Regions from separate parts of the Mus musculus genome. Here region 2 is linked to region 1. Evidence: chromatin loops called from intact Hi-C (ENCODE). Cell type or tissue: left cerebral cortex. All regions are shown on one strand. Each heading gives the region's core, and the rest is flanking DNA. Links, peaks and the distances in the headings are about the cores only. Region 1 holds the start of Ttc9b (tetratricopeptide repeat domain 9B). Region 2 overlaps Pld3 (phospholipase D family, member 3).

Region 1 (6,810 bases), core at 1,652-4,151:
TCAGCCTGGGGAAGTCTCTCCTATTTGAGGGCTGGAATGTAGTTGGTACACAAAGCCTTGAATCAGATCTCTAGTGCTGCATAAACTCCAAGCATGGGCATATGTACCTAATGCCAGCATTGGAAAAGGAGAGACGGAGATCTGAAGTGCAAGGTGAGGTTGGGGTTTGGGGTTTGTTTTTTTTTTTTTTTTTGGTTTTTCGAGACAGGGTTTCTCTGTATAGCCCTGGCTGTCCTGGAACTCACTTTGTAGACCAGGCTGGCCTCGAACTCAGAAATCCGCCTGCCTCTGCCTCCCGAGTGCTGGGATCAAAGGCGTGTGCCACCACGCCCGGCCGGTTTGGTTTTTTTTTAAAGATTTATTTATTTCATGTATGTGAGTACACTGTAGCTGTCTTCAGACACACCCAAAGGGGGCATCGGATCCCCATTGCAGATGGTTGTGAGCCACCATGTTGCTGGGAATTGAACTCAGGACCTCTGGAAGAGCAGTCAGTGCTCTTAACCACTGAGCCATCTCTCCAGCTCCCCCCACCCTTTTGTTGTTGTGGTTTTGTTTGTTTCTTTTTTGCCTGCATATGAGTATCTTGAAAAGAAATTCTAAGAGGATTTAAAATTTACACTCTTTGTTTGTGTGCATGTGCATGCTTGTGTGTGTGTGTGTGTGTGTGCATGTGTGTGTGCATGTGTGCGTGCGTGTGCATGTGTGTGCATGTGAGTGTGCATGTGAGTGTGCATGTGTGTGTGCGCGTGTGTGTGCATGTGTGTGTGCGTGCGTGTGTGTATGTGTGTGTGCGCGTGTGCGCGCGCGTGTGTGTGTATGTGCGTGAGTTTGTGTGTGTGTGTGCAGGTATATGTAGGAAGGGGTCAGATAACCACTTTGAGAGGCTGGTTCCACAGATGGAACTCACGTGGTGGCTACTGCTATGTTGCTGGCCCATAATGAACGAATTTCTTTCCTTTTCCCCCTCTTTTTTGAGTCAGGTGTAGCTCTGGCTGGCCCGGAAACCATAGAGTTCTGCTGCTTCTGCCTCCTAAGTGCAGGGATTGCAGGGGAGTGCCACCACAGCGCAGCCGCAGCCGCATTTTCTTGGTTGTCCTTATTGTACTGGTGGTCCTGGGCTGTCAGTGGGGACCCTTGTCACCTCCCCACTGGCTTTTCTGGAAATGGAAGGCAAGGGACAGAATGGCTAGGTTGCAGAGTTGCCTTTCCTCCAGGAAGTCCCCAGTCACACTTCAACCTAGAGCAAATGCCTCCTCTGACTTCTCCATGCTAGCCATGGCTCTCCTCCTGCGCTTCCCAGGATCAGCCACTTTGGGCTGTTACAGGTCTGTCTCTCCACTAGGCTGTGAACCTAGGAGATGTGGCTCTATCTAAATAATTCTTTCTCTCTCCTTTTCCCTCCCTTCTCCTTAATCTCCCACACCTACCTTTTCTTTGTAGTTCATGGCTGATCTGGAATTTCCTCGTTAGCACCAGATTAGCTTCAAACTTCTTTCCACTCTCCTGCCTCAGATGTCCGAGTGTGACTACAGGCAGGTGCTACCCCACTTGACTTCTGTTGTTGTTGTTTGTTTTTACATTGGCCCATCAACCCCCTCCCCCTGAACAGAAATTGAGCAATGGCTATTTGTTTATTACATAAAGAATCGATTCCAACGTATGTACTATTGTCCCGCACTATAGTACAATAGGTAATTTGAGGGGATTGTCCAAATCATAGAGTAATGAGAAACCAGTGTCTGAAGCCGGGCAGCTTGACTCCCAATCCTGTATTCTTATCCAACATGCCAAATGACTAGTGGGCTGAAAACCAGCTTTCCACAAAACTGATGTCTGCCCGCTCAGCCTTTTTCTTCTAGAAATCTCCGGGAGAACATGCAGTCGGGTGGGAGGGTAAGGACTGTGGGGACAAGGGAGAGGCGCCAGAACAACTAGACCCAGGCTGGTTTGAGGGTGAGCGAGGGGGAGTTTGGAGGGGTTTTTCTAGACCCATAGGGGGCAGCCGGAGACGGCAGCCAGAGATGTGGGGGCGGAGAAAGGGTGGGGACCGGCCCCGCGGGGGGCGATGCGGTAGCTGCAGCGGCGGCCGCAGGAGTTTCCCACAATGCAGCGCGGCGCGCTGTCCCCGGTGCTGATGCTCAGCGCTGCCCCGGAGCCTCCACCGCGCCCGCCTCCCGCCCTTTCCCCGCCGGGCCCCGGCTCAGCGCCTCGCCATGGCTCTGCTCGGTCGGGTCCTGCCCCAGAGCCGTCTGGGGGCCTGGCTGCGGCGCTCGACAGCAGCCTGCGGGCTGCCGTGGCGTTCAAGGCGGAGGGTCAGCGTTGCTACCGAGAGAAGAAGTTCCGAGAAGCCATTGGCAAGTACCACCGGGCACTGCTGCAGCTGAAGGCGGCTCAAGGGGCCCGCCCTGGCGGTCTGCCCACCCCCTCCCCGGGACCCACCACCAGCCCGGGGCCCGCCCGCCTCAGCGAGGAGCAGCGGCGCCTGGTGGAGAACACAGAGGTTGAATGTTACGACTCCCTCACTGGTACGGGGCCGTCGGGGGGCGCAGAGGACTCGGGTGAAACGGGTGGGTAGTGAGGGGGTAATCAGGAGGCTATAGAGCCTGTGGTGGCTGGAAGCTGAAGGAGTCAGGGCTGTGGTCTGGCGGGGAAGACTACAAAACTTGCTGAGGAAGAGAGTTGGGAGTAGATGAATAGGGCTTCTTGGATGGAGTAAGCAGGGGCTTGAATAATGAAACGGGCTCTGGACTTGGTCTTCTAAGCCCCACTTCCCTGACTCATTCTTTCCCCCGGTCTGCCACGCATGAGCCAAGGTTAGAAAGGCTTACCCTGCACCGGCTATTTCGTTCTTGGACCCTCCCTCTATAATTACTTGGGAAAACCTCCAGCTAATTGCTTCAGACTTGTCTGTCCTGCGCCCTCTAGCGGCGGCGCAGATAGCTCTTATACTAACAGGTTAGCTGATTAGTGTCTCCTGGTGGCCAGAGCAATCCCATATGCCCAGGGGAAGAGGTCAGGTTATTTGAGGTCATGTGAATCCTAGGGGATGCAGGCTGTGTCTGAGACTACAGGGTCTCTGCATCCCACAGCTTGCCTCCTGCAGTCGGAGCTGGTGAACTATGAGCGGGTGCGTGAGTACTGTCTCAAGGTGCTGGAGAAACAGCAGGGCAACTTCAAGGCCACCTATCGTGCCGGCATTGCCTTCTACCACTTGGGTGATTATGCACGTGCGCTGCGCTACCTACAGGAGGCCCGCAGCCGAGAGCCCACAGGTGAGTGGCAGGGCTGGGCTGGGCAGGGGGTTAGAACAGAGGAAACCTAGGCGGGAGGACCAGGGCAGAGCCAAGCCACCCCAGGGAAGTGCTGTTACCAGCTCCAGACAAGCTCTCTCTAGCTACCTAAGATTCCTCATACACTCATCCAGCACCCATCCACCGTCCCCAAAGGTATACTCACCTTGTTCCTCTGGCATTTCCCCAACCAACTCTCTTCATTGGGAATTGAACCTAGGGCCTCATGCATGCAAGGCAAGCACTCTACCAACTAGGCTACATCCCCAATGCTTTAGCCCATCCGTGTCCCTATCCACTCACCGACGATGGCCTTGAATATTTCTCCCCCCACACCCATATTCCTTCACTCCCTCCTGGTCACACTCAGCTCCTCTGTCACCTATGGCCCTCCACTCATCTGCTTGTAATGCTTGTTCTCTGCCCTCGGGAAGAGCAGTCAGGGTACTCATGTGTCCATGTGTGTGTAGACATGACACAACCCCATGGGGAGGGGACACAGCAGGAGCTAGATGTAGGGCTGTGGGAGCAAGGAGGCAAGATTAGCTTTCCCGTGAAGTGGTTTGCTGAGAACAGTTGTCACTTGGGGATGAGTGGAGGTGGGAGAGGAGCCTCTGCCGACAGAGCGACAGAGCGCGGCTGCTGCCGCTGCCACACGTGTGAGGTAGGAGGTGTGAAATCTCTCTGGGTGGCTGGTACAGCTGAGGTGCCGGGAGTGAGGTGCTGACTGTCCTGAGGACATAACTATCGGCTGCTGTCTCAGGACACCCAGATAATGTTCCCGTCCCTCCCCTGCAGACACCAATGTTCTCCGCTACATCCAGCTGACTCAGCTGAAGATGAACCGTTGCAGCCTCCAGAGGGAAGACAGTGATGGTGGCACTGGAGGCCCAGCTCGGAATGTCGTGGGCTGAGGCCAAGGGGCAGCCTCTACCTTAGTCCCTCCAACCCTACTGGGCACCTTCCCCTGACCTGCCCAGCTCGGAATGTCTGTCGTGGGCTGAGGCCAAGGGGCAGCCTCTACCTTAGTCCCACCAACCTCACCGGGCACCTTCCCCCGACTCATGCGTTTACTGGTAAAGCCGCTGCCACTGGCGCCTCCTTTGTGTGGTCTTATTGTGGGGATGAAGGACAGGTCTATACCTAGCTGTCACTTCTGCAGACACCCAGAGGCCCAGGGAGGAAATGTAGGGTTTAAGGGTGTCCCACTGTGGAGTAAATCAGCATCAGGGCCCAGGCAGGGGACGCACACACAGCCAAGCTTGGTAGGGGGCAGGGCTTACCTTTAATGCTGCGCCTTGTGCCAGATCCCCCACAATATTCTGTCCCTGAGTATCCCTGCCCACCCACCCTCTCCCCACAGCAGATTGGGCTCAGAGCTCCACAACCTGGGGTACAAAGGAATAAATTAAGTGTCCTCCCCTCCCCCCTTCCCCAATAAATAGAGTGAGTATCCTGCCCAGGGCCTCCCCCACCTTGGCAAATGGTGGGCTGTGGCAGGCCTGGGGCGCTACATTCATGGCTGCCCAGGCGGGTGGTGGTGGGCAGGTCTCAGTGAGAGCCATAGACCCCACATAGGGGCACTGTATTGTCCTGGCTCTGGCCCTCCATGTCCATGTCCAGCAACGTGGGTTGCACGCTGGGGGGCCCAGGGCTCTCTGGAGTGTCTGGCCTGCTTGGAGGCGAGATGCTGAGTGTCCGGCCAAAGGAGACCAGTTTCCAGGGATCCAGACGGGGGCGGCTGGCAGCAGGCCGGGGTCTTGGGGCAAAAGTGAGGGTGGTGGGGCGGCCAGGGAACTCCAGGGGCCGGCGTCGGGTAGGGAACAGGGCCTGGGGGTCGGGCAGTCGAGGGAAGTCCAGGGGGTCTCGAGGACCTAGGGAAAGAGGATCACATGCGGTGAGGGGTGGGGTAAAGGGCGCCGTTTCTATGCCAACCCCATCCTTGGAAAGTGGCTACTGGCTTCTGAGAGACTCTCAGAACTTGCTGCACCTGCTTTCTAGGAAGGCCACAGCCATGAGCAGCCCCGCACTTGGGTCTTGAACAAGTTCTCACAGTTTCCAATGGCTTGTTCTGGAAGATGACCTTTTTACATTTTCTGTGACAGGCTGGTCTGGAACTCTGTGTAACCGAAGATGACCTTGAACTCCAGAATATGGGGTTGTAGGATTGTGAAAACATCCAGTTTTATGTGGTGTTGGGGATCACACTCAACATGTTAGACAATTCTTCTACCAAAGGAGCTGTACCCCAGTTCATCTTTCCATCTTAGGGACAGAGTCTCATGTAGCCCAGGCTGGTCTCAAACTCTGAGTGTGGCCCAGGCTGACCATAAACTCCTGACCCCGAGTACTGGGTTCACAGTGTGTGCTGCTACTCCTAGCCTGCATCTCTGGAGTGATCGAAACAGCGCATGGCTGGGGCTGAGAGATTCAAACCTGACTACAGTGGCTGTAACCCAGAACCCAGGGCCTGAAGGGCACAAGTAATTCCCGACCACGCCCTCCTGACCATACTGCTGGCTAATAAGCAGAGAGGACAGTGCTGATGGCTACCAATGCTTCCACTTGCCATCATGTCACCTACCCTGTCCTCGCAGACATTATATTGACATTGCCCAATTTATCCTATCTCAGGCATCCCCAAGACCCACAAGGGGCCCGGCAATGACGGCTGGGGTGGCTCAGAAGGAAACACGGGTCAGTAGTCTGTGAAAGATTGCTTGGACAGGCCCCACTCACCGTGGTTGGTGAGCTCCAGAGGCTCCCGTTGTCTCAAAGCCCCATCTGATGGCGTCCGCCTGTGTCCACGGCTCACAGCGTGGGCGGCAGTGACGTGGGTGGGCGTAAGTGACTGCCGGGGGTCCTTCTTGAAGCTCTCCAACTCCACGTCCACGAGAGGATTGGTGCTGGGTGAGGGCGCGAGCGGAGAAGGCGGCGGGGAGGGGGCGGCAGGGGCAGCCTCGTCACTGTCAGAGCGCAGCAATGAGCGCGTAGAGTTACAATCCGATACAGAGGATAATGACACCAGGGTGGCCGAGGGTGCCAGACCCAAGCCTGGGGCTGTGTCTTCGCGGCGACCTCCGGGGCGCCCGGTTGGGCTGAGACCGCGAGGGAAGCGGCCGGGGCGCGGGAAGAAGAGACTGTCCAGCCAGCGCCGCTGCTCCTCACCGTCCCCGGCCCGTGCCTCGGCCACGTCGGCGCCCAGGCCCACCGCACTCAGCAGCGTGGCACAGCTTAGCAGCGCCAGGTCGCAGCGCCTACGAGCTCCGTGTCCTGGCCGGGAAGGGGTGACAGCCGGCGGCTCCCAAGGCGCCTGAACACAAGGAGAAGGCTCGGCGGGCAGAGGCACCTTGAGGTAGGACGGGGTGGAGTAGGGAGAAGGGGGCACGTTGTTGCCTTCATCTGCCTCCGCAAATTCTTCTGCAATGGGAGAGGTCTGTCACTCAGCCGACCCTGCCTTTCCTCACCTTCCCCTAGAATTGGTGGCAAGGACTTCTTCCAGTGACCTCCAAATAAC
Region 2 (6,810 bases), core at 1,518-4,017, 110 kb before region 1:
AGTCTTCTGCCCATTTCTTCCCTATCATGGCCCGGGAGCTCTCTGAGATGTGGCAGCCTGATGACAGGCCAGGCTCCACACTGAATTGCATATTCAGGAAACCTACCTGTCATCCCATCTTCCCAGAGTCCCTGAGGTAAAAGATGGGCTTCAAATACACATAAGAAATGTACAATGAGGGCCAGGTAAGTGGGCAGGACCTTGAATACTCTGTGTCTGGGTAGCTGCTAACAGGACCCAGGGGGAAATCTAGCTGCAGCAGGAACAAGGCAGTTGAGGACCGAACTGCAGGGATACAAAGGGAAGTTCAGGAGGAGGCAAGGAATGCGGGCAGGGGACATACAGACCTGGGTCAGCGACCGCCAGTCCATGTTGGCACTGCCCAGGTAGAAGTGGGTCTGATCCACCACCCAGAACTTGGTGTGCAGGACACCATGAGTCAGCTTCTGCATGTCCACCATGCGGACCTGGGCACCTGTGGTCAACGGGGGCGGCAGTCAGGGGCCAGCTTGGGCAGCCCCAGGCCTGCCCACCCTGCTGTTGCCAACTTACCACTCTGTAGCAGAGACTGCAGATCAGCCAGAGGCCCATTGGGTTTGCTCACAGCGATGCGAACCTTTACACCTCGAGGTGCCAGTGCCTGAAGCTGCTGAAGAACCTCTTCACCCTGTGGGAGACAGCTGCTGAGGGGCTGGGCTAGCCGGAGCTCTAATATCACCCCCACGGGCGCCCCCTAAGAATGAACAGGCTTCACCTTACACTAGAGGACGCCTAGATCACAATACTAAACCCCTTCACCTTTCTTTGTGTGTGTGTGCATGTGCGTGTGGTGCTGGGGATGGAACTCAGATACACTCTCCCTTTTAATAAAGGTTTTATTTATGTGCGTGTGAGTATATGTGTGTGTGCATACACGTGCACGTGGACATCAGAGGACAACACTCAGGAGTCAGTTCTTTCCTACTGTGGGTTCCTGGGATTAAACTCAGGCAAGCAATTTTACCTGCCGAGCCAGCCATCTGCTTTCTATTTAACACAAGGTCTCCTTATATTGCTCGGGCTGATGACAAACTCGATTTGTAGCTGCAGCAAGACTTGAACTTGAGACTCTCCTCCCTCAGCCTCTGAGTAGCTGGGACTATCTATCACCCTGCAGCACAGGGCCCAGCTTGTATCTGTGCTTTGATGTACTTTAATGGGAGCCTAGAAGAGGTGTGAGCTTATGCAGTGTGTGTGTGTGTGTGTGTGTGTGTGTATACATGTGCAACTTTGTATGTGTGTGGGCGCGTGTGTGTTGCCTGCTTGTGAAAGGTCTTGCTATGTGGCTCGGAATAGCCTGGAACTTTATATTTGCTCCTCCACAACCCTTCAGCTTCCAAAATGTTGGGATTTCAGATGAGCGCCCTCATACCAAGCTTAATCGCCTTGCCTTGCCTTGCCTTGCCTTGCCTTGCCTTTCCTGTTTTTTTCTTTGGAATTTCAAGGCAGGGTTTCTGTGTGTCCCTGGCTGTTCTGGAACACGCTCTGTGAACCAGGCTGGCCTGGACCTCACAAAGATCTGCCTGCCTCTGTCTCCCCATTGCTGGGATTAAAGGTGTGGACCACTGCTGACCAGCAACAGTAAACATTCAGAAAGGGTGGAGTCTGTGCCGGGCACTGACTAAATCTGCAGATTAACCCATGGCATCCTCACAGGAGCCCAGCAGTGGGGCAGGTGCTGTTTGCAGTTTTCAGATAAGGTGGCAGGAAGCCTGGGAGGGGAGGGAACTTGCCTAAGGTCACACACAGCCTGGCTTGGGCTGGGCTACAACTTGTTCCTTCTTTGTGTGAGGGATTCAAGGTGATATCTGTAAATCTAACTCATCATAACCAAAGTCCTTGACACTCAGAGACTTCCAGATAACCAGGACACAAAAACGTCACCCTTACTTCAGAAGTGTGTGTGAAGACAGCTGTTACTGAACACCTGCGTCCACCTGTCTCCAGGTTGGCAGGAGCCCCTCCCCCTCCCCCCCACTGCCACCATTCCCACAGCCATGGGGGTGGGTGGGGAGCTGGGTGAGAAGAGAGGCTTCCAGGTACCTGCTGGGCAGAGGGCTCTTGCGTGTGGGTGTCATTATTTGTGAGGGTCCAGTAGAAGGATGCGATGTCCAGGCTGCTGTGAGCACCGGCAAGGAGGCCCAACCAGGCCTGGCTAGTGGAGGGGTTGCTCGTGGTGGCATTGGGAAACTCCAGACCCTCAGGAATGCTCTCCACCAGCACCGCCCTGAAGGTATAGAGGGATATCTGTCAGTCACAGAGGGCCAGAGAGGATAGGTTGAGAAAGAAGAACTCTGCAGGTCTCCAGATGTAGAGAGAAGGTTGGTTGTGTATCTCACTGGTCTGTCTAGAGGTGTGGGAGGTGTGTGTATGTGTGTGTGTGTGCACGCGCGTGTGTGCGTGTGTGTATCCACAGATGTAGATGGGATACAGTGCCCATGTGTTCACAGACCTGTATAAAGGATGATGACGCTGTGGCTGCCATGGAAACCGAAAGGAGGGGGTAGAGTGGGCACGGATGTGGGCACCCACAATCCCCTCGTCACAGCACTGCCTGCAGCAAAGCACCGGGTGCTCTCGCAGGCTTAAGTGTCCCTGGGCTGGCAGGACCCTCCCACGCACAATCCAGCTGCCTTTCACTTACTCGCAGGGGTCATAGCAGGGGGCTGGGCGCTGATTTGGTCCAAATAGATGTAAGTCCCCGTATTCCCATAGAAACAGCTGAGTCATCAGGGCACCGAAGCCCACTACCGCCAGGATCAGGACCAGGAGGACCCAGCGGGCTTTCTGTGGAGTGGGGCAGGAAGCTGTCAGCCTATACAAGGTGGTCCCAACAGTTTGAGATAGTTCAAGTGGAGCAGCGTACTCCTACCTTCTCTGCTGCCTTCCATGCCTCGATTTCATTCAAGGGCAGTTCTCCCGCAGGCTCCTCAACAGGCACCTTCAGCTGTGGGATCAGGGATGATGGCGGAGTGGAATAGAGTGGTTTGGTGGTTTCCTACCCTTCAATACCCCCCCCCCCCCCACTAAGCATCCCATCCTCCTACCTCCTGGTACATCAGTTTGGGCTTCATATTGCCTGGCCGCTGGGGGACTCTGCAGAACGAAGGTGGCTAGGTGGGTGTGTCAGGGACTGGAAACTGGGGAAACAAAAAGCAGGCACTGTGTGGGTGTTCTGGGCTTTTAAGGGGCATCAAAAAAAAAGTGGATATCTTTGGGTTTATGAGATCTACTAAAAGCCTCTTTCTTCTCCCATTATCAAGTGGGCCCTTAGCCCTATGACCATCACCCCAAAAGGAAGAAACTGGTTGCTGGTCAGCTGGGATGTTGAAATCCCTCGAGGTCCAACGCCTCTGCTTTTTTTTTTCACTCCCGTGTTGCCTTTCAAAGCGTCCAGCATGTCCGTCATTAGCACCCACGTTACTCCCTATCAGAACCCCTTTTTGTTGCCTGCTGAGCTCGAATCTAAGTAATTTCACAAAGACAGTCCCGGCTGGGGGCCAGGGGAGCCCCGAATCTCTGTGCCTGGTTTTTCTCAGTCTTGGATGACTCACGGAATGTTCCAGGTGGAGCGTCTGCCCAGTCCCAGGTACCTACCTGACCAGACATCTGAGGCTCATACCCCAGGGCCACCGCAGCCTCCCAATCCTACCCCCCGTCCCGCACCGCAGCCCCCACACCCTAAAACAACACCGGCCTTACTCAGACGTTGGCTGCTACTTCGGTGGGGCTCCAGCTTCTGTCTGAGCAGCTGAGTAGGGGCGGGACCTCCACGGATCACGCCCACTGCAGCGAGGAGTCTGCGCAGTGCGCGCGCGTCGGCTGACTCCCCTCGAACCGGGAAAGGGGTGGTCCTGAGCAACCTGGTTTGGGGTAGAGAGGAGCTCAGCTTCGCCATAGCCACCCCAGTTTCCTCATTTCTCCCCCACCCTCCCAAAAGGGACCGAGAAGTCACAGAGAAAAGGGAATTCTTATCCCTTCTCTGATCTACAAATGTGAATTTTTGTTGTTGTTGGTTTTTCGAGACAGGGTTTCTCTGTATAGCCCTGGCTGTCCTGGAACCAAATGTGAATTTTTATACCACGGACTCTTTAGTGATAAATCCTAAGATTAATCTTGAAGGCGCTTGAAGATAATATAGGGAGATCAAGATTGAATAATGTAACTGAAAGAGAAGGGCAAGCTCAGGAGAAGACAGCCCACGCAATGGGATGGGAGAACAATCGGGGACGGCTGGCCATGGGGGTGGTGGGTTTTCTGGTAGTTTGCTGGGATGACGATATTTCCTTTAAGTCAATTTTTATTTTTAGAGATTAAAATTTAAAAAGGAAAATCCAAGGCTTCTGGATCTCATATTCTATCCAAGCAGGATTTTTTTTTTTTCTTTAAAGTATGCTACTTATTTATTTAGGTCTTATGAGACAGGATCTCCTATAGCCCGGGCTGATGTACTGTACGGATTTAAAGTTAGACAAATAACAGGTGGTCCTTCTCATGACTCTCCCCTTAGCCTATCCGAATCACAGAGGAAGTACAGAGCTTGCATTGCTACTGAGCAGCATAAACAGCCCTTTGCTGCCTTTAGGGATGGCTCTCTTGGTTTGTGTGTGTGTTATCCACCTAGATTGACGGTTTTGCAAAGGCCCTACCAAGGGGGCCACATCCCCAGCCTGCTTTTTTATTATTAACTTTTTTTGGGTGGGTAGTTCCCCAAGGTCTCATACTATGGCCCAGGCTGGCCTTTGAACAATCCTGTCTCAGTCTCCCAAATGCTGTTATTATATAGAGCCCCTCTTCCTGTATAACCAGGGAGACTGAGGCAGGAGGATATCGATGAGGTCCAGGCCAGCCTGGGCTGCACTGAGGCTGTCTCAGAAAAGAAAACCAAAAACCAGGATCCAGCAGGTAAGGACAAGGACGGAGGTTAACTGAGGCTTCTGAAAGGATCTCACAGAAGCAGAAGATAGCAGCCTTAGAGTGGGTGAACTACAGGGTGGGGGAGGGGAGGAGAGACTGGGTTGACTCTCATTATTCCTGAAGGCTTTGATGAGAGATGTTTTCTTGGAAGAATATGAAGCTGGAAATAGAGCGTGCTGGCACTAGTCTGTCATCTTAGCTCCCTGGAGGTGAAGGCAGGGATTTATCAGGAGTTCAAGGTCATAAAATTCAGCTACAAAGAGTTTGAGACAGCACGTAACTGCTCTTCCAGTGGGGCTGAGTTGGGTTCTCAGCCAGCCACCACAGAATAAGTCCACACAACCTGTAAACTCTAGTTCCTGAGAATCCAATGCCCTAATACAGCACACACTCACACACACACACACACACACACACACACACTCCTGGTTTTGTTGGCAGTATTTCTCTCTGGAGCCCTGGCTGTCCTGGAACTCACTCTGTAGACTAAGCTAGCCTAGTCTCTTGAACTCAAAGATCTGCCTACCTCTGGCTGGCTCCTGAGTGCTGGGATTAAAGGCATGTATCACCATGGCTAGGCATAAATAAATCTTTTTAAAAATTAATTTAGCAGGGCATGGTGGCACCCTCTAGTTATTTCAGCACTCGCTAGTTTGAGGCAAGAGGACTGATGGAATCTGACTCCAGCCTAGGCCACATAGACCCTGTATCTCAAAAACAACTAACTGTTAAATTATTTTAAATACTATTTTTAATGTCTTTACAATTTTTATTACACGTATTCTGTGTGTGTCATTTGGACATCAGAGGGCAATCTATAAGCGTCGATTCTCTTTTTACCAGGTAGGATCAGCAGATGGGATTCAGGCCATCAAGCTCACAGACAAAAACCTTTATTCTTGGAGCCGATCCAAAGGCTCATCCTGTCTATGATAACTAAGCTGTGATTTGGCTCAGGCTCCCACTTGGGGTGTCCGTTTCCCCCATTCCTTTCCCCCTAAGACCTGCAGCCTCAGCTGGAGCAGGAGTCTGACCCGTCCTTGGGTTTCAGGGGTCAGGACAATATGAAGGAGGTAGCCAGCCATGGGCATTGTTCCATGGCCATGCCACCTCTCTGCAGGCATTCCCAAGGCCCCAGTTCCTTCATCAGGCTCCAGCACGACCACTACGACCAATCCTCTTGCTCGGTTTCACTTATATATGGGGTGCACCGCAGCCAGGAAACATACCTTCTTCCTGCCCACAGAACAGCTTCCGGTTCCTCAGCCTGTGGGCCTGTCTGTGTTCAGGTGTGACATCACAGCCTGCAGACAAGGAGGAAACAAAACTGGATGGGGTTTAAAAAAAATATTTCATCCGTATGGGTGTTTAGCCTACATGTGTGTCTGTGCCCAAGGAGCCTAGAAGAGGGCAGAAGAGGGCACTTCTTAGAACTGGACTTACAGACAGGTGTGAACTGCCATGTGGGTGCTAGGAATTAAAGCCCAGTCCTCTGGAAAAGCAGCCAGCAGTCTTTGTTTGTTTGGTTGGTTTATTTTGCTTTGTTGTTGTTGTTGGTTTTTTGGTTTTTCGAGACAGGGTTTCTCTGTTTAGCCCTGGCTGTCCTGGAACTCAGAAATCTGCCTGCCTCTGACTCCCAATTGCTGGGATTAAAGGCACGTGCCACACTGCCTGGCTTGTTGTTGTTTTTTAAGACATAGTTCCTGTGGAGAGTTTGCAAGGGAATCAAGCTGCCGCTGCTGACCTGTGAACTGAGCTGCTGATTTCCTCCTGACAACAGAGATGGGAGTTGCTCCAAAGAACCATTTCTAAACAGGTCCACTTCCCCCATGTCCTTTCTTTTCCACTACATTT

What was found. Peaks named below come from ENCODE experiments on the same cell type or tissue, not always from the same donor. Only the 100,000 strongest peaks of a DNase experiment are listed, where the experiment ranks them.
Region 2: it touches region 1 in a loop (10-fold over the local background); 1 of 42 quality-filtered maps calls a loop at or near these places.

What each region holds. Positions count from the first base shown.
Region 1 is chr7:27,651,820-27,658,629 of GRCm38, forward strand. It overlaps Ttc9b (tetratricopeptide repeat domain 9B), which reads left to right and starts at 2,105. Exons shown (of 3, transcript NM_028417.1): 1 at 2,105-2,528; 2 at 3,093-3,275; 3 at 4,092-4,388. The coding sequence starts at 2,108. The coding sequence ends at 4,207. Gm38973 (a long non-coding RNA gene) reads right to left here and starts at 2,413. Exons shown (of 3, transcript XR_881908.3): 1 at 1,431-2,413. It overlaps Map3k10 (mitogen-activated protein kinase kinase kinase 10), which reads right to left. Exons shown (of 10, transcript NM_001290528.1): 9 at 6,033-6,713; 10 at 4,556-5,167. The coding sequence ends at 4,845. In left cerebral cortex, for the core only: CTCF peaks have their summits at 2,256, 2,460 and 2,940 (motif pointing left); DNase peaks (open chromatin) are centred at 1,994, 2,428, 2,925 and 3,927; H3K4me3 peaks cover 2,500 bases; H3K27ac peaks cover 2,500 bases.
Region 2 is chr7:27,539,003-27,545,812 of GRCm38, forward strand. Pld3 (phospholipase D family, member 3) reads right to left here. Exons shown (of 14, transcript NM_011116.2): 2 at 6,186-6,260; 3 at 3,742-3,902; 4 at 3,087-3,179; 5 at 2,912-2,986; 6 at 2,684-2,826; 7 at 2,083-2,266; 8 at 553-667; 9 at 348-475. The coding sequence starts at 3,113. Among named protein-coding and RNA genes, the nearest start is that of Pld3, 11 kb to the right of the region's middle. In left cerebral cortex, for the core only: no CTCF peak of the experiment used is centred there; DNase peaks (open chromatin) are centred at 2,539, 3,174 and 3,832; H3K4me3 peaks cover 2,469 bases; H3K27ac peaks cover 2,500 bases.